4 separate regions of the Mus musculus genome follow, and all the other regions are linked to region 2. A link is a contact called in ENCODE POLR2A ChIA-PET data. All regions are on one chromosome and are shown on one strand. Each heading gives the region's core, a stretch centred on a gene start or an enhancer-like site at or near the end of the contact. The rest is flanking DNA. Distances are from core to core; before and after follow the strand shown.

Region 1 (4,581 bases), core at 1,542-4,041, 310 kb before region 2:
TCTGAGCCAGCTCCAGACCCTCTGGTGTGAGTGCATACCTGGGAGGTGAGGGACACATGAAGTTCCGTCTTCTTTATCCCTGGCACGCTCTCTTTCTGTCCATTAGGTGAGCCTGGATAGAAGTTCAGTGGCTCTCCATCTCCTCTGTGTCCTTGTCCCTCAGGTCAACTTCCTCAGGACCTCCCTAGTTGTGTCTCAGCTTTGTGATGTGTCTCCCAAGTCCTTCCCCTGTCTTCACTCAGCACCACACCGTCCTCCCTCCCCTCAGAGGATTATACTTTCCAGATCTCCAATATCAGGCTCTTTAGCAGGCAGGCTGGCCATCCCCAGGCTCAGTAGCACCAGGTGTGAGATTTTCTGGGCCATGAGAGAGGCTAAGAATGTCCTAATTCCTGCATGTGTCCCATCCCTGCCTTGTGTGCTCCCTGCTGCTCGCCCAACCTGGCTGGCCGATGCGTTCCAAGGATGAGGTTCCTATGGAGGAGGCTCCGGAGGGCAGGCCAGGGTTTCGAACTTCCAGGCACTACCTGTGAAAGGGATGGAGACCCTCAGAGAGTCCCTAATACTCCAAGCCTACACTTCCCGGGCCCCTAGCCATATGCCACATTTGGATCAGGCTGCATACCAAGGGTGCCTGCCATGGAGGGAGAGCTGCCATGGGATCTACCTGCCCACTCTCAGAAGATGCTCACCCTGGGGGTCTTCTGGGCACACTTCTGCAGCAGCTCCTCTTTGGTTAGGAAGCTGTGGCCATCAGAATTCTGAAACAATGGTTGAAGTGAGCGTAGGTTCAGGTCCAGCGCTCCTCCCCCTGCTATGCGGTGGCCAGTTTGCATGCTGTCCAGGCATATTTCTGTGAGCCTGCTGCTTTGCCCCACCCACGCGCCTGACTTGCTCACCAGGTGCTCCCTGTAGAGTTGCAGCAGGATCTCTCGAGCACCTGAGTTCTGAGCTGGCCAATAGCCAACACTGGTGCTTCCTGCTTGAGGCTGGGTGGGAACCTGAGAGAGACAGAGGGGCTCGCTGAATTCCAATGCCTGTCAGCTGAGGTTTCAGCAGGCCCCATGGGCCTGGCGAGGGAGATGAGGCTACAAGCCCTAGTAAATCTGGAATGTGATGGTGGCCAGAGCAAAAGTTGGGGGTATGGCCCAGGCCCAGGCCCAGCCCCAACCCCTGGAGAACAGTAACATGGTACACGTCCCACAACTTCCTGGGCTGGATCTTTTGGCAGCTCTCTTTGGGAGTCTGACTACCGTGATCCCAATAATCCTACTTAGGATTTAAGGTGGTGCCTCTCAAAGAGGGTAAGAGACTGTCCCAAGCCAATCTCAATCAATAAGAGCTGGATCCAGGGCTGTTCAACCCCTCAAACCAAGAAGTCTACAATCAACGACCCCTCCCCCCATTTAGCTTTCTACTTCCTTTCCCAATCCTCACTGGCATGGAAGAGTCCTGGACTTGCTCAGGTGGCCCTTTGCTGGCTCCCTTCTTTCCAGATGGTGAGCTGGGGGCATGGTCACCTATAGAGATCAGAAGAGAGTTAGTCCTGCACACAGTCTGGCTGCCCGGAGGAGCTTAGATGGAGTTGCTCAGTGTGTGAATTTGAGTGTCATATTTTAAAACGTTTTTGTGTTTTCTTGTATGTGTATGAGTGTTTCACCTGTGAGTATGTCTATGCATCACTTGCATGCAATACTAGAAGAGGTCAGAAGTAGGGGCTGGATTCCCCCGAATTGGGGTTTTGGTTTGGAAGCAGGGGCTCACTGCGTCAAGCCCTGGCTGACCTCAAACTCACAAAGATTCTCTTGCCCCTGCTTCTTCTGGGTGTTGGGATTAAAAGTACAAATCACCATGCCCTACCCATGTCACTTTTTTTTTTTGGAGATAGTCTCAGATAGCCCAGGCTAGCCTCGAACTCACTATGAAATTGAGAATGCTCTTGAACGCCTGAGTCTTCTACCCCCACCTCCTAAATGGTTACAGACTTGTTTCACAATGCCACCAATCTCAGGCGGCTAGCTCTGTTCGTTGAGAACCAGGAGGCTTAGGGAGCATCAACAATCACTAGTCGTGGGTCGAACAGCAACCACGTTGTGAGGGGGTAATTTGAAGCCAGAGTAGACACAGCCTGCACCTAAGAAATTTAGGAGACACCAACTCCCTGAGGTGCTCACCGCCTGATGCTAGGTGCTGCTTCAGCTTTTCGTCCAGCATGCGGCAGAGCCTGTCTCCGAAGTGCTGGAGTATCTTGGCTTCCTTCCCGCTGCGCAATGGTAGCGGGTACCGTTGGAGGGAGCGCAATGCCTGGCGAACACAAGGGAGAAGAGAGCTTATCAAACTAGGATTCACGGATCACCTGACTCTGCCAGAGCACTGTCACCAGAAACAGCTGGGACTCACCTTTTGAAACACGAAACGCGTGTGGCGCCCCCTGCTGGCTGCCTCGTCCCGCCACTCGGTCAGCCAACGAACGAAGAGCGGGTTGGGGCAAACGGGCAGCGGACGCTTCCGGCCCAGGCGGACCGGCTCCGCCATAAGAACTAGACTGGCTCCTTCAGAGTCTCAAAAAACCCCTGAGACTAGGATCGCGACAATTCAGTTGGTATAAGAACACTTGTTTGAGGGTAGGGTCTCTCCAACCTAGCAGGGCACCAGCTCATGGAATGACCTCCTTTCGCCATGTACTATGCAGTAAGAGGCTAGCTCGGTTTGCACGGCCTTTCCTTAGAACCGCCCCCATTCGCCCGCCGGCACCAGCCTTTTGGACAGGCCCCACCCAGGCCATGGAGCTTTGACCCACCCTTTCCTCTCACCCAAAAATTCGAGAGCAGACTCTTTTTTTTTGTGTACTGACTGTTAAAAAGGAGGACAGCGCCCCCTGTGACTGGGAGGGCCGGTGTGGGGGTACACTCAGAAACCTGAACTTGGCTTGCTTCAAGGTCTCATAAGGCTATTTCAGGCTCACTATCGTAGAAGAGGCTGGGAAAAAGAGGGCTTAAGAAAAGTGGAGGAGAGGGACGGACACAAGTCCAAGAATATTTGTGGGAGGGACATCTTAAAGGGGTACAAGGAATGAAATAAAGCTAAGGCAGAAGCAGAAAGATCTCGAAATGTGCCAAGTCGGGGATATTTGTGCACAGAAGACTCAGGCTAGGTGAATGGCGAAGATGTGTATTTAATTCCTCCCTTTCAAGGAGGAATAAGAGGTGTATCCTAGAAGGTGGAGAGTTCGAATGTGGGCACATGGTTGGATCCCGGGGATGCTAGTTAGACACTTCGCTTCTGTGGCTCATTAAAAGTGAAGGAGCCTCAGGGAGGATGAAGGTGGGAACCTTGCTGGGGCAGGGATGTCTCAAGCTGAGGGACACAGGGCTCAATAGAACATAGAGGTCCCTTCAGTGTTTGGAACAACGCACGGTCTTCAGCTGTCACGCTGTCACTCCGGAAGTCGTCGGGAGCCCAATTCGCAGACCCTCTTCTCAGTCTAGCTTTTGTGCACCCGCCTCTTTCCTCAAGCAGCCTTATAAGGAGCCTGCAGCTGGCGCTTGGACTGGGCACGCCCTCTGGAGGCTTATGCCCTAATAAGGACATCTAGGGCATCCCGCGACCAGGGGCGGAAGGAGTGCGTCTCCAGGGTAACTGCGTGGCCCCTCCCCCCGTTGCTCTGGGAAACTGCTAGTCTCGAAAAAGGTGGAGCCAGCCTTCTCCTTAGGAGGGGCCCTTGGGAGAGAAGGGGGTCAAGCTTCGGCCTCCACCTGGAGCTCCAGCAGTGTAGCCCACGGGTGCAGTCACCTGGAGCTCCCGCAGTGTAGCCCACGGGTGCAGTCTGACTACAATCCCCTGACTACAACCCCCGGCATCCTCTGCGTGCTGCCTCGCTCCTGGGGAAGCTCCTCTTTTACACCCTTTATTCAGCTTGGGGAGGTCAAGGGCCCCGGTTTCCTTTGCCTCTGAGTTGTTTGCGACTTTGCCCTTTTTTTCTAAGGCCATGGTCATTGTTTCAGGTCAGAGAAATTCTCCTGGAGTTCCCACCCCAGTTTATTTTAAACTTTTGCTTTCATATAGATTCTCTTCAGTCTTTGTGCTAAAATGATCATAAACCTATCAACTCTGGAATTAAATTGAAGTATTCCTTTTCCTGTATCGTAAAAGAAACATAAAGAAGTTTTTTTTTTGTTTTGTTTTGTTTTGTTTTGTTTTTTGATTTTTCAAGACAGGGTTTCTCTGTGTAGCCCTGGCTGTCCTGGAACTCACTTTGTAGACCAGGCTTGCCTCGCACTCAGAAATCCGCCTGCCTCTGCCTCCCGAGTGCTGGGATTAAAGGTGTGCGCCACCATGCCCGGCCATAAGGAAATTTTTAGTGCACAACTCTTCACCCTTCCCCCATGAATTACGTTTGATCTAACAATTTGCCAAACGTCTTTAGACAACGCCAAAGCTCTCAAACTTTTTATGTTAGCATTTCCTGTTTTTTAAAAAATCCTATTTGTTGAAATTTTACTCCACGGGAGCATTTCTATTGGCTTGAAGACACCGTTATACTTGGCGATTCTCTTTTCTGTGAGAGAGGATCCCAAGCTG
Region 2 (4,592 bases), core at 1,900-4,399:
AAAATCATTTCTCCTACACTAGGAAAAAGACTTGCTTATACAAAACTGAGATAGTATCTCTTACTTGATAATATAAAAGCTATCACCAGAAGAAATTCCTTCAGGGTCATTAAAGCCACTTCCTTTGTTCCTATAGTAGTTATTAAGATACATTAAGTCACCTGAAAAAAATTTCAAAAGAGAACCACACACTACAATCTATATTCATCCAACAGCTTCAGAAGAGTCCCCACTGTAGCATCACATCATCCCAGTGGACCAGACCAACCCCCAAGCCCTACGCTTTCGAGGGACCGGCAGAGGAACCAACCTTCCTTAGCTGCCCGCCTCAAAAAAAGAAAAAGGAAAAAAGAAGCAAAAACTGGATTGGGAGTTACTTGCCAACTTGAAAGCTGAGATTTCCTGTTTTTCCAAATATTTAAGTTCTCTGGTATGATTATCTGAAATCATAAACTAAACAATTACCTAACACCCCCACCCACCCAAACACAAGGCCACAGCCAACTAAGTTTTACCCCTCCCCTTTAATGAAATATTTTAAATCACGGTGCTGTAAAACTTAACTTCAACCTCTGGCCTAGCCAAGCTCCTGAGGTTCTCCTGAGGTGACTGTGAACCAAAGCCGCACTGTGCTGACTTCAGCGGCAACTGGGAAAACTCTTCCAAGGACAAAAGGCAGCTCCAGTCCCTGAAGGTGTCGTGCCAACAGCATAGCAGTACACGCCTTCTCTAACCCAGTGTGTCAACACAACTATAGCATCTGTGGAAAATCTTAGAAAAAAAACGTTTCCCCCACCCACTCCTCCCTGTTAAGACCACTCCCAAATATTTCAAGTAAAAGTGTTTAGGATTTTACAAATCTCATTAAGGGAGGGGGAAAGAGTAAACTACCAGCAATTCCGCCATGGCCAGCTCCTCCACACTCAGTGTGAAAGCTAGCATCCATCCTCTACTTCCTACAAACTGTAAACCTGGCGAGCTCTGCTTATCCTGAGAGTGGATTTCCTTTTTTCTGGTTCCCTTGAGTCATCTGCCTTTAGGATTCTAGACAGACCTAAGGGGAAAAGAACTCAAAATATATTTTGCCCCCATTCCCCCAAAAGCACTTTGCCCAATTACCTCCCCTACACAGGAGTGAGGCTTGTGGTAGGTCATCTGTTCAAACTACAACGTCTTACAAAACTGGGAGGTTGTGCTGGCTCTACCATTCATTCCCCTCTGAGCGGTTAAAGACAACTTGCCATCTACCATTCTTCTTTCTGGGCCTTGGCAGTCAGCCCTCAAAAGCTTCTGACAAGATGCAAGAGGACATAACCCTGAAAAAGAAAAACCTACAACACCCGCAAAGGCCTACATACAGCCCCAGATATATCTCTTTACACAGAAGCCTACAACTCCCCCATAACTATTAAGACAAAGTAAACAAGTTACCATCCAAGTTACAGAAAACCACCACCATGTTGCCGACCTCAAGGAATGTTACCGCACCGCATGCTCTCCCTGCAGCCTTTCTTGCACACTGGCATGCTGGTCTAGGAGCCGCTATCTATCCTCTCCACAATGCCTGCTCGCCTCCTCCGCGCAGTTGACAAGCCAAGCCGCCAGCTAGCTTCATCACCAACTCGCTCTCGCTCCACCATCCTGGAACCCTTTCCCAGCTTCACCACCACATCCGTATGGCTCCTTCTTCCTAGCTTCCTCCACCGAACCGCACTCTTTCCTGGGCTATCTTCACCATGCACTGCTGCTGCTGGCTCCTCAGTCCTTCCTAGCTTCACCAAACTGGCTTCGGGACTCCTGTCTGCCGCTCCTGTCTTCCTAGTTCACTGAATGCACTTCTGTGTAGACCTGGGTCAGCTGCCAATGCTAGTCGTTAGGATTTTAAAAGCACCTCAGCTCAAGTCCAATGCAAAATGCTGACAATCTTGAAACTGTTATCAAAAGTCCTTTTGTCATCAAGCAAAATTAAGCTACAAGTTAAGGCTTTTAATATTCTTCTAACTCTTCAAAGGCATTCTGCCTTAACTTTTTACTTCAGTCCTAGTAGCTTTGATTGCTAGCTTCAATCTTGTATGTGGCTGTCTAAAGACTCTTCTAAACTGCTCGCTCCATCAGAAATTTGAACTTATGGCTTTAAAGATAATTTCCTTCTGACTTTATATCTTATCCAACCTTTTGGCCTCAATCTTATCTTCTTTGCCTATCTTGAATGCTGGCATCCAAAGTTGTCTTAACTTCCATTTTGTTTTTCTATCTTGCTTCTTTCTATCTTCTATTCTTCGGCTTCCTACTACCTGTGCCTTTAAGTACCTTTTCTGTCTTCTAAAGATGCTTTGTCTTCTATTTTCCTATCTTCTCTAACAGCTTTTTCTTCACCTTCCTGTATGTCTTCTTCGTCTTTCACTTCCATTTTCTAATCTTCTTTCTCCAAATACTAGCCTAACCTTTTTGTTTTTTCAAGACAGGGTTTCTCTGTGTAGCCCTGGCTGTCCTGGAACTCACTCTGTAGACCAGGCTGGCCTCGAACTCAGAAATCCGCCTGCCTCTGCCTCCCAAGTGCTAGGATTAAAGGCGTGCGCCACCATCGCCCGGCTAGCCTAACACTTCCATCTTCCCTGTTTCCAACTCATGCCTTCAAACGTACATGCGCCAGTCGAAGGATTTTTATAACGGCCGTCAACTTAACCTACTTTTCTCAATCTTTTAAAACTACACCTCATTTTCAAACTATTCTCTACAACTTTACTGTTTTAAATGCCACTTAGATTCTATTTAGGTAACCTTCGTTTTAATCTACAAGGCCGACCTTCAAACTAGAACCTTTTAGAACTTCACAAAACCTCCCTTTACAATCTCCTAAACTGCTCTGGTCAGCCTCCATTATACAGTACAAATACTTTTCTCCTCATTTCCTTTTTCAAACTGTTTAAATAAGCCTTCATGTTATCTCTTAAGATCTTCTTAGATTATTAAGACTAAGTAATATTTCGATAAGCTACTCTATTAGCTTAAGTTTAGAGTTCTAATTCTTTTTACTGCTCAATCTTTTTAATTAAAAACTTATCTGCGATTTCCTCGGGCTGAGTCTCCTGCCTCACGAGCTCAGCTGTGCTGCTCTACGCTGCTCTGCTCTCGCTGCCTGAATGCCTGACGCAGAGCCCGGAGCGCCGGTATTTATTGCAAAGGGACACGTCACTCCACCGGAACCTAGTAACCCTCCACCACCTTGGTGAAGGAAGAAAAATAGTTCCTCAGAGAGTTAAAAATAGATCCTGACTTCCAAGTTTCTAGATTTTTCTTGACGTCGTGTGGGCCTCTTGGACCTTGCTAATACAGAGAAATGTTTAGCTTGTACCAGCTAAATAGGTACAAATAGGTTTAAAATTTCTGGTCACAAGGAGAAAAAACATGAACTAATAGCTATTAAAAATGGGAGCCCCAAGTTTTTCAGATGTTTCAACACCTTTTGCGTTTTCCTGGGAGGACAGAGGGTATAGCGTATGTTGCAAGTGTTAAAACAGGCTTTCCCACAGCTTCAGCTTCCACTTCCCATTTTGTAACTCCCCGAGCGGCTGCCATTTCATGCGAAACAAGATGGAGGTCTCTCGGAAAGTGACCGGCCCTGCGAGTGGCTTCTGAGGTGGTGACACTTTGTACTGGTTTATACTGGGAATGCTCCTGTAGGGACGACCTGCAGCCTCCGGCTGCTCTCGGGGCCACTTTTCCGAGCCCGGGTACACGAGCGCTTTGGTGCTTGCCTACGTCCGCCATGTTAGGCTGCGGTCTCAGCCCAGCAAGGCCATGGTCGCTGCAGGTGAGGGCACGGCGACCTTGGCGGCCATGCCGAGCACCACCCGCACTGCGCTAATAACCGTCAGAGCCCGGCCCGTGGCGGCAAGGTCCCCAGGTCTATCTCATCGCTTCCTAAAACTACGACGGAGGGGAAAGGATGTTTTTCTCTTTCTCCCAGGACCATGGAGAAAGCGTCACTGGGCGCAGAAAGCGGGGGCCGCGCCAGGGAGGGCGGGGAGGACCGCGGAACCCGTCGCGAGGACAAAGGGGGTGGGGAGAGGCGCAAGGATACGCGGGTCGTGAGTCGCCGCCTCCCTTTGTGAGCTGCTGAATCGAGGGCTGGCAGCCGGCCGGGTTCGACCGGTTCTAACCGGTTCCAGCCGGTCTAGGCAAAGTTTCTGCTGCAGAGCCTCGCTGCGCAGGCGCGCCCCGCCCCGCCCCCAAGCGCCTTCACCACGGTGCTGGAATGACTGGTGTGGGAGCAGGGCGGCTGCGGGGGGCTGTGCTGCAGTTTCCTGGTCGCCCCTTATTGCGGCCTACTGGGCCCACGGACATGGCTTTTTTGGTCTCTATGTCATCCATTAAGTGTTAAGACACATACTTTGCTCGTACGTTTACTTTATACTCTAGAATTTTCAAAGGGAAGCGAGTCTCGGGTTGATCCCGTAAACTGGAGGCTGCCTGGATTTTTAGAAAAGCTGCTGGAGTCGTGGGAAACAGCGCCCCGGGGCGCATTGAGATCCAGAGCTCGCGATCGCACACGGCCTGGCGGCACCGTCCTGCTCCCCACCTCTACGTTC
Region 3 (4,932 bases), core at 1,083-3,582, 470 kb after region 2:
GTAGGACAACACACTTGTCAGGGCTGTTGATCCAGGGCCCACATGGTAGAAGGAGAGAGTTGTAGAGGAACAGCTATGAAGCATATGCATGCCTTGCCTGTTAACTAAAACGCCTATGGCCTATGGCTTAAGAAGGAAATAGAAGGTGGAACATATGGAGGAGAAAGAATTCTGAGAGAGGAGGAGGTGGGAGATTTGCCAGGAAGATGTAAGGAGCATGCTACCTGAGCACAGGTAACCAGCCAAGGCAGAATGTAGGTTACTATAAATGGGTTCTATTTAGCTATGATCTAGTCAGAGAAGAGCCTAGCTTATGGCCTAGATCTTTGTAAATACATTATTAGTCTGAGTCTTATTCCTGGGAGCATGGGGCTGGGAGGAAGAATCAAAGTCTAGCCTCAACAGGGAACTCCAGAAAGTTGTCTTCTGACTTGTATCATGGCACACTCAACCCCTCCACCATGGTACACTTGACTCCCCCATGGCACACTCACCCCCTCCACCATGGTACACTTGACTCCCCCATGGCACACTCATCCCCCTCCCCCCCGTGGCACACTCACCCCCTCCACCAAAGTACACTTGCCTCCCCATGGCACACTCACCCCCCCATAGCATACTCACCCCCCCATAGCACACTCATCCCACCCCCCCATAGCACACTCACACCCCCATAGCACACTCACCAAATGGCACACTCACAATACCCCCCCCACCACACAAAAAAGGAGAAACTCCAGATCAAAGAAGAAGCCTGGCCCAGAGCCTGCAGGCAGGCTGGGATTTGCTTGTCTCTGGCAATGATCTCTGAACCTTCCCACCTTGCCTTCTCTGGATCCCACTTGACTGAGATCCCTCAATATACACACGGCTCTTTCTTCCTGTGAGATCCCACTGTTTTCTCCCCGCCTAACCCCACATAGGTGTCTAGCTCACAGGCTTCCAAATCAAAGTTTTCAAGTGGGATCCAAGGCTTTCAAGTTCCCATGATTTTCTGTTGGCTCTAGTGCTGTTGGGGATGGGCCCTACTGGCTTGTGCACGCTAAGCAAGTGCTTCTACCACTAAGCTATGAATTTAGCCTCATCGATAAATATTTTGTCTTTTTTTTTTTTTCTTTTAAGACAGCGTCTGTTGTCGAGGCTGGCCTCAAATCGATGGGTTCAAGTGATCCTCCAACCTTTCCAAACAGTTGAGACCACAACTGTGTGCTAAACAACTCCTCCGGTGCCTTTTAGACTTCTCCAATGGCCCTTAGATCCTCCTGCCACTTGGGTGACCTGATATTAGTTACCTAACAATCATAGTCCCCAAATCTCTGACATCACCCACTAGACACCAGCAGACACAGCCAAGGGGGCTTAGGTGTGGCCAGGTATGATGGTGGGGAACAGCTACCAACTGGAAACAGGTTGGGACTCAGAACGGAACAAGAGATGGTACTGGTGGTGTCCCTGACAGGAAAGCGGAAATTTTGGGGCTTTTAATTTCCCCTAAGTTCCCACAACATTTCATTGTTGCTCAACACTGCCCCTCTTCCTTACAAAGGGTATTTCCGATTTCACTTCCTCCAAACTCATCTAGCCAGAAAGCTGCAACTTTTTACCCCATTCCGCAGCTGGCACCGCCTTGGTGAAAACTCCCCGCTAGGTCACGTCAATTGTTTCCATTGCCGTGTCCCTCTCCCATCAGTCTGAGTGGAGTCCCAGCGCACTCTTCCTCCTTCCTTACCGATATTCCTCTTCCCGGTGTCCTGTACTCCCTCGGCTTTCCCTATTCCCGCTGTCCTGTCCCTCTCCAGAGTCGCTAAAAGACCAAAGGGTGAGGCTCCCGATGCTTTTGGGAGTTCCTAGCCAGCGGAAACACTGCAGTTGGGGAGCGCAGCTGAAGTACTTGGGGGTGTCCGGAAGCCCACACGTGCTAGATGGTGCTCAGACTTAGTACATCTCGACGCCAGACTCTGGCACCCGCGACCGCCACACTTCCACGAGCCATCCCTCGAGGGGCGGAGCAAAACAGGTGCGGTTGCCAAGGCACCGCAGCCACGAGCTCGCGATATTTGAAATCAGCTAATGGGAAGCAGAAGAGGACGTGGCACGCGAATGGGGCGGGGCCTGGAGGGCTCTTCCCCCGCCTCCTCTCGGGCCAGCCTCGAGGCGGCGGCCAGCGTGCGGGAACGCCGGGCTCCGGCTTATTATAAAGGGGCGGCTCGACGAGGTTCGCGCGACCCTCGGCAGAGGGCGCTGTCGTGGTCCTCACGCCGGCCCTCGAGCCTGCGCCTGCGCGGTGCGGGCAGCGCCCCGCCCCCTGCCCCTCTGCCCTCCGCCGGCCGGCCGGCCCCTCCTCGGCCGCGCGCCCCAGTCCCGCTCAGCCACCGCTCCGTCCTGTAGCAGCCAGCCCCGTCTCCGGCATCATGTTCAGCTGGGTGAGCAAGGATGCCCGCCGCAAGAAGGAGCCGGAGCTCTTCCAGACGGTGGCCGAGGGGCTGCGGCAGCTGTACGCGCAGAAGCTGCTGCCGCTGGAGGAGCACTATCGCTTCCACGAGTTCCACTCGCCCGCGCTGGAGGACGCTGACTTCGACAACAAGCCGATGGTGCTCCTGGTCGGCCAGTACAGCACCGGCAAGACCACCTTCATCCGCCACCTGATCGAGCAGGACTTCCCGGGGATGCGCATCGGGCCGGAGCCCACCACCGACTCCTTCATCGCGGTCATGCACGGCCCCACCGAGGGCGTGGTGCCCGGCAACGCGCTCGTCGTGGACCCGCGGCGCCCCTTCCGCAAGCTCAACGCCTTCGGCAACGCCTTCCTCAACAGGTACCCACCCCTTGCCCCCCAGCGCGAGGATACCAAAGGCCTCCGGAGCCATTGCCCCCAGCCGGCCTTTGTCTCCGAGAGCCCCCGCCAGACCCTAGGCGACCACTCCCAGGGACACCGGCTTTGCTGCGTCCCACTAACTACCCGAGAGAAGTTAGAGACTAGGCATCGTCCACTCTTCTGGCTTCTGTCATTCCCAGAACCTTCCAGGTTTTCAGTTTAACTCTCACATCCTCCTGCAGACCCCAGACCTACTTCCCACAGAGCGGGGGGCTGCTGTGAGAAGATGAACCATTGCTGTCCCCCCTTTCTTGTTCCTCATTCTGGAGGCACCCAGCTCATTCTCATGAATCCCCCTCCTCCTCTGGGGTCCGTTTTTAAAGTGTGTGTCCTGGGAAACCTCGAGACTTAGATGTTCCTTTTGCTAGTGTGTCACTCTCTGCGTCACATCTCCAGGGACCAGTGGTTTTGTGTAGGAAGGGCGCGGAGGCTATGCTTTGGTCTGCTGATTTGGGGGCAGCCCCCTTTGAAGGCAGGGGATGAAGGAGTCCCAACACCCCTCCTAAAAGCAGCACTTACGTGAATGCCAAACCAGCCAGGAGTACAGGAGACAACCCTGTCTCAAACACAACAAAACAAAAAAAGCTTAAGTCAGTGTTGCCTCAGGAGACTTCAGGGACTTCAGGGGGTGGTAACACTGTGGCTCCTGAAATGACCAGACCCATAGTCTAGGATAGATTGGATAGACTTCGTGTGTCTCCTGGAGTCTCAGCTTAACCAGTTCCCGGTGAGTTAGAGTCAGCCCCTCAGGATGCTATGAATGAATCACAGTGGCCTGCCTGAGGAGCTCTTAACACCCAGGATCTTTAAGGGCATTGGGGCATCCCAGACTCCTCCCACAGGAGGTATGACAGGACTCACAGACCCTGCCCTCTCTGCTCCCTCTTTCAAGGAGTGACTCTACATGCCTTTCGACTTCTGCATTCTGCCTAGGGGAACAGCCTTGGAAAGAATGTGAATCCTGCTTTCCAGGTCTCCGCCCTGTGTGAGCACATTCCTCTGTAGACACTGTCCGGCCCAACAGGGCGGGCCAGCTTGTTCTAGAGCAAGCTTGCTGCCAGGCCTGCCTCCTTTCAAGGAGCTGATCTTTAACGTCCTTTTGTCCCTTCTAGGCAATTTCAGCCTATCTTGTTTTATGATAATGGTGTGTGCTTGACAGCCTGGGTTGTATACTATGCTCAAGTCCCCTTAGCCTGGAGCCTTTGCCTAAGGATGTTTGAGCTTTGCCGCCCCTGTAGGTAGGCCATTGGCTCAGATTGCAGTTGGTGGGAGCCTTTGGTCTTGAGAGAAGTTTGGCTGCTGGGCTAAGGAGTTCGTTCATGCTTTAGGTCTCTGCCTCAGGAGAGACTGGAAGACTTGCTGTTCCAACTGCTGCTGCCTTCCTCTGTCTTCACCTCACTGTGAGGGCAGACCTCTTGTGAAATGAGGAACTTGGCACCTTCTCAGTTTCCCACCTGTGGAAATTCAGAACTTAAAGGGCTAGAGGACCGCCCACACCATCCCAGTAGCCCCCAGCTCACTCAGTAACTCATGAATCCTAGGTCCTGCTGAACTGTCAAGGTTAATAAGGCTGTGTACCCTGTACACTCACTACTACCTCTGTCCTCCCAAAAGAAACAACTTAGGAGGTCTGGCCTGGGGTACAGGGATCCAAGAACTATACATCCATTTCCTTCTTGCCACCACCAATTCCAGAGGGTCTCTAAATGCTGGTGAAGTCCAAGACCGGAGCTGTGTCAGGATGTGCCTCTGGCCAGGGAGGGCACAACAAAGGGGGCTTTTCTCTGGCTGATACAGCTTTTCCTGGAACTCTTAAAGGGACCCATTGAGTCATGAACTTGATTTATTAGCCCCCCCCCCCCAGGGCTGCTCAGAGATAGTGAGAGGAACAAATGGAGACAGGCATAAAGCAATCCCAAAAGGGGTTTGTGAACGCCCCTGCTTGCTTAGCTGGACCCACCCACTAGTCCTAAGGACTCAACTCCCCATCCCTGTTCCTAGGGAGACATCCTTACAGCCTCTTGCCTTTCTTGTGGTCCCCTTACCGGGCCTTGCGG
Region 4 (5,037 bases), core at 1,333-3,832, 260 kb after region 2:
AGGTCCTTTCTCTGATAGTATACTTGTGCCTTCTAGGGACTTTAGATCGTAGTGATAGTTAAGTCTGGTTTTCAGTATCCCCACTAAAACCTGGTGGTAGGGAGGCAGTGACGCAATCGGATCACTGTGAATTCCAGGCCAACCAGGGCTACACAGAGGAGCTCTGTCTAGGAAAAAAGCAAAAGGAAAGTAATAATAATTAAAGTCTTGTTATTAGGTTCTCAGTGTGCTCCTCCTGTCTTTGCTCTGTGTGTAGAATGTTAGCTAAGAGTATGGATTGGTTTTTAGAGTCCTTGCCTTAGTATCTGTCAGCTCTCAGCACTGCACAAACTGGTTGTGACTTGAAGTGGAAGACAAGACGTGGACAGCTATGTTGTGACCCTGTCTCTAAGCCTGTGCAACTTTCATTCTTTGTTGGGCCCAACTTGTCATTAAAAAGCTCAAGAGTTGAGGGAGGAAGAGTTGCTCTGGGCGTGACCTTGCTACTTAACCTGATCCCTTTCCCCACCCCTAACACAGGTAAAGTTCACGGTTCCCTGGCTCGGGCTGGAAAAGTGAGAGGTCAGACTCCCAAGGTGAGTGATTGGTGTTTGGACTTTGTTTCTTTCTATCACAGCCAAGTGAAGGCCTTTGGATTTCCCGTCTGTGTTCTCTTATGGAGAGAAGCTGGTGGGCAGGCATGGGAGAGGTCACCCAGGGTCTGATCAGTCCTTCCTTTCCTCAGGTGGCCAAACAGGAAAAGAAGAAGAAGAAGACAGGCCGGGCCAAGAGGCGAATGCAGTACAACCGGCGCTTTGTCAATGTTGTGCCCACCTTTGGGAAGAAGAAGGGCCCCAATGCCAATTCCTAAGTCCTATTGCCACCCTGCCATGCTAATAAAGCCACTGTGTCCAGACTTCTTATGTTTTCTTCATTTGTAAGGCTGTGACTAGAGGCTAGCAAAGTGCCTTGGTCTCAAGTAGGAAAAAAAGGGGGGGGGCAGTGGTGGGGCACGCCTTTAATCCCAGCACTTGGGAGGCTGAGGCAGGTGGATTTATGAGTTGGAGGCCAGCCTGGTCTACAAAGTGAGTTCCAGGACAGCCAGGGCTACACAGAGAAGCCCTGTCTTGAAAAACAAAACAAAAAAACAAGGAATCCTTAGAAGATCACAGAGGATGTGTTTACTGAAAGGATAGCTGAGCCGAAATACAGAAATGTGACAAGTGGTATTGGAAAGGTACAGATTCTATGGGCTCTGCCAGACAGCTTTTGGGTTTGTGTTGGTTCACTTTCCATTATGACGGCACTAGTGTTTTTGTTACAGGCATGCCCTATAGATGATCCACTAAGGCAGATCACCCATCTACCCCTCTATAGACCTCATAATGCTTAACAATACAAACTAAATTTCAACACAACTTGAGGGAAAACATTGTTTTTTTTTTTTTGTTTGTTTTTTAAGATTTATTTATTTATTATATGTAAGTACACTGTAGCTGTCCTCAGACACTCCAGAAGGAGTCAGATCTCATTACAGATGGTTGTGAGCCACCATGTGGTTTCTGGGATTTGAACTCGGGACCTTTGGAAGAGCAATCGGGTGCTCTTACCCACTGAGCCATCTCACCAGCCCACATTGTTGGTTTTTAAAAGAGATTTATTTATTATATGTAAGTACACTGTAGCTGACTTCAGACACCTCAGAAGAGGGCATCAGATCTCATTATGGATGGTTGTGAGCCACCATGTGGTTACTGGGATTTGAACTCAGGACCTCTGGAAGTAGTCAGTGCTCTTAACTGCTAAGCCATCTTTCCAGCCCCTCGTTATCGTTTTGTTGTTTTTTGTTTGTTTGTTTGTTTGATTCAGGGTCTCACATAGGCCCAGGCTGGCCTCAATTTGATATGCTTACGTGTTACGTATTTTGAGCTCCAGATTTGTTAAACATGTCGGGTTTATTCATTTATTTTTGTCTGTTATTATTATCAATAATATTTTTTCGAGACAGGGTTTCTCTGTGTAGCCCTGGCTGTCCTGGAACTCACTCTGTAGACCAGGCTGGCCTCGTAACTCAAAAATCCGCCTGCCTCAGCCTCCCAAGTGCTGGGATTAAAGGCGTGCGCCACCACTGTCCGGCCTGTTGTTATTATTTTGTTGGCCTTTTCTTTTTTCAAGATAGAGCATGACTATGTAGCTGTATCCTGGAAAGCACTGACTACAGGAACTCACAGAAATCAGACTACCTTTGCCAACGCTGGGATTAAAAGCGTATGCCACTACGCCCTGCTAAGACCCTGGTGTGTTGTTTGGTGGTGGTGGTGGTTAGTTTTGTTATTTAAAAGGTAGTTTATTTTTGTACAATTTGGTACAACCATAAAGAACAAACTGGGATTAGCGACATGATTTTCCCAAATTCGGCGAGCAAACCTGTTCCTTTGGAAGAGTTTGGACGACTTCTGCGCTTGCTCAAAGAAGTACTGGAGACACGAAAGTTACCGAGAAGTTTCGGAAATGTGCGGAAAGGAGGCCACGCCCGCCAACCACCCCCACACATAAAGGCGGAAATAACCAAAGAAGCGCCGGAAGTGGCGGAGCTGATACGGGACAGGCGGCACCAGTTTCCATGGAGCCCGCTGGGCTCTGCGGCTTCTGCCCGGCCGGGGAAGCGCTGCCTGCGCGCTACACCTGCCCGCGCTGCAATGCTCCCTACTGCTCGCTGCGCTGCTACCGGGCGCACGGCGCCTGCGCCGAAGACTTTTACCGCGACCAAGTGCTGCGAGAGCTCCGTGGCCGAAGCGCTTCGCCCAGCCGTCTGGCGGGCGCGTTACGCCGGCTGCGCGAACAACGCGAGGCCGAGGATGAGCCCGAGGAAGCAGGCCTCGGGCCCGGGGCGCGGCCGGGCGGCCTTTCTGGACTTTGGGAACGTTTAACGCCGGCTGAGAAGGCGGCGTTCGAGCGGCTGCTGAGCCGTGGCGAAGCCGGACGCCTTCTGCCTCCGTGGCGGCCCTGGTGGTGGGGCCGCGGCACCGGCCCACGTTTGCTGGAGGAGCTGGATCATGCCGCGAACAGAGATCTTGCGGAGCCGGAGCCCGCCCCTGCGAGGACCGCGCTGCAATCTGGGGATGATGCCGCTGCCGCAGAGCCATTTGCTGAAGACTCCTGTGCCGCCAGACCGCTAGCATTGCCTGCTCGCATCCCAGCACTGGCCAGTCTGAGCCGCAGCCCGGCATCGCCGCTGGTGCGCTTCCAGCTGCCCAACGTGCTGTTCGCCTACGCTCATACTCTCGCCCTGTATCATGGAGGGGACGACGACGCGCTACTCTCTGACTTCTGTGCCACCCTGCTCGATGTTTCTGGGGCCCTGGGAGCCCAGCAAGTCTTTGGCTCTACAGAGGAAGCCCTGCAGGCCGCAGCCCACGTACTGGAAGCGGGCGAGCACCCACCTGGGCCCCTGGGTACGCGGGGTGCTATGCAAGAAGTTGCCCGAATCCTGCTGGGCGAGGGTCCAGTCAATCAGAAAGGCTACACTCTGACAGCACTGGGGCACCTAGCTCAGACCCTGGGACGAGCCCGGAAGCAGGCTGTGATTGGTGGAGAGCGAGATCGACTTTACCGGGCTCGGAAGAAGTGCCAGTTCCTGCTGGCTTGGACCAACGAAAACGAGGCTGCCCTCACACCCCTGGCGCTAGACTGTGCCAGAGCCCACCGAGCCCATGCTGTGACAGCTGAGGAGATGGCAACGCTTACTGGAGAGTTAGAACGGCTTTGGGGAGGCCCAGTGCCACCCACTCCAAGGACTCTCATTGAGGAACTCCCTGGCTGAACTGGGTATCCATGTCATTAATAAAGATGTGTCTGGTCTGCCCGAATGTCAGCAGTGCCTTTTCCGTAAAGATAGTGCCCTGTCCTAGGCTTCTCTTGAAGTTACTGTGTAGTTGAGGATGACCCTGGAACTTTGATCTGTCACCCACCTGGACAGTGAGAGGTTACAGGGGTTAACCACCTTGCTAATGTACACAGTGCTGAATAGCCGAGGCGTCCTGTGTGCTACACAAGCACTCTATAACTGAACTACATCACATCCCCCAGGCCTGAGGTGCCCAGTTGTCTCTCCTCGTCAGACTTTTGGACCCACAAACCACTTCTAAGCTTTCCTTAGTCAACTAGTCACCCCCAAGCCTCAAGTCACTGGCCCCAGGATAGAAGAAAAACACAGGAAAGGTTGAAAACATTTATTCAACAGGGAAAAATACTTTCCTTCTGGAAGCAGTGGCTTCCTCTTGCTTTCAACCTCTTAGGTGGACCTGCTTCAGTAGACATAGGGTATGATTCGGTAAGGCACACGCTTGCAGTACTCCTGCCAGGCACGGCCATACTTTTGGAGGCACTGCTGCTCATCTCTGGCCTCGCGGTGCACCAGCAGTGCAGTGAAGTAGAGGACGTAGAAGTAGGGCAGCAGATGGGATAGCCCTGGAGGGAAGGGACCCATGGGATAGCCCTGGAGGGAAGGGACCCATGGGATAGCCCTGGAGGGAAGGGACCCATGGGATAGCCCTGGTGGGAAGGGGCTGCATGATCAGGCACTAGCACCCATTTCATATAAAAGCTTTCACAGCTGATGGCACACAGGGTGTCGGGTCATAGGTTTTGTGTCCACCTCCATTAACTGATTAGTCAGTCCTCCCACCAGGCACACCGACCTACTCCAAAACCCACTCACCACAGGGCAAAGACCATGCCAGAGCCATGATGAGATCTCCCAGGTAGTTGGGGTGTCGAACCATACCCCACCACCCAGACACCAGCAGCTGCCTCCCCGTGGCAGTCGGGATGGTCTCAAGACCTAGAAATACAGCTAATGAAACGGAACCACAGAGCCTTCCTGGTTCATCTCACCCATAACCTCTAAGAGACCCAGCTTACCAGCCACGCTGGGGTCAGAAGGATTCTTCCTGAATGTGTTTTTCTGGGAGTTGGCCCCTCGGAAGATGTAGTAACCAATAACTGAGGGAAGGTACGGTACGAGCAGGTGGTGAGGTAGGAGTCCCAGCCTTTTGC

What was found. ChIA-PET counts read pairs that join two places held with the same protein, here RNA polymerase II (POLR2A).
Region 1: POLR2A ChIA-PET joins it to region 2 with 65 read pairs in Patski. The contact joins the promoter of Mus81 here to the promoter of Malat1 in region 2. POLR2A ChIA-PET finds 5 or more read pairs at or near these places in 4 of 5 experiments (Patski and embryonic stem cell).
Region 3: POLR2A ChIA-PET joins it to region 2 with 13 read pairs in embryonic stem cell. The contact joins the promoter of Ehd1 here to the promoter of Malat1 in region 2. POLR2A ChIA-PET finds 5 or more read pairs at or near these places in 2 of 5 experiments (Patski and embryonic stem cell).
Region 4: POLR2A ChIA-PET joins it to region 2 with 15 read pairs in Patski. The contact joins the promoter of Znhit2 here to the promoter of Malat1 in region 2. POLR2A ChIA-PET finds 5 or more read pairs at or near these places in 4 of 5 experiments (Patski and embryonic stem cell).

Annotation. Positions count from the first base shown.
Region 1 is chr19:5,485,588-5,490,168 of GRCm38, forward strand. Mus81 (MUS81 structure-specific endonuclease subunit) reads right to left here and starts at 2,792. Exons shown (of 16, transcript NM_027877.4): 1 at 2,401-2,792; 2 at 2,175-2,304; 3 at 1,438-1,520; 4 at 900-1,001; 5 at 693-761; 6 at 442-527; 7 at 1-38. The coding sequence starts at 2,535.
Region 2 is chr19:5,799,523-5,804,114 of GRCm38, forward strand. It overlaps Malat1 (metastasis associated lung adenocarcinoma transcript 1 (non-coding RNA)), which reads right to left and starts at 3,150. Exons shown (of 1, transcript NR_002847.3): 1 at 1-3,150.
Region 3 is chr19:6,274,564-6,279,495 of GRCm38, forward strand. Ehd1 (EH-domain containing 1) reads left to right here and starts at 2,333. Exons shown (of 5, transcript NM_010119.5): 1 at 2,333-2,815. The coding sequence starts at 2,412. Gm14963 (predicted gene 14963) reads right to left here and starts at 2,015. Exons shown (of 2, transcript NR_168273.1): 1 at 1,730-2,015.
Region 4 is chr19:6,058,625-6,063,661 of GRCm38, forward strand. It overlaps Znhit2 (zinc finger, HIT domain containing 2), which reads left to right and starts at 2,583. Exons shown (of 1, transcript NM_013859.2): 1 at 2,583-3,844. The coding sequence starts at 2,603. The coding sequence ends at 3,802. It overlaps Fau (Finkel-Biskis-Reilly murine sarcoma virus (FBR-MuSV) ubiquitously expressed (fox derived)), which reads left to right. Exons shown (of 5, transcript NM_007990.4): 4 at 520-575; 5 at 725-900. The coding sequence ends at 850. It overlaps Tm7sf2 (transmembrane 7 superfamily member 2), which reads right to left. Exons shown (of 10, transcript NM_028454.2): 8 at 4,903-4,983; 9 at 4,700-4,822; 10 at 4,197-4,449. The coding sequence ends at 4,289.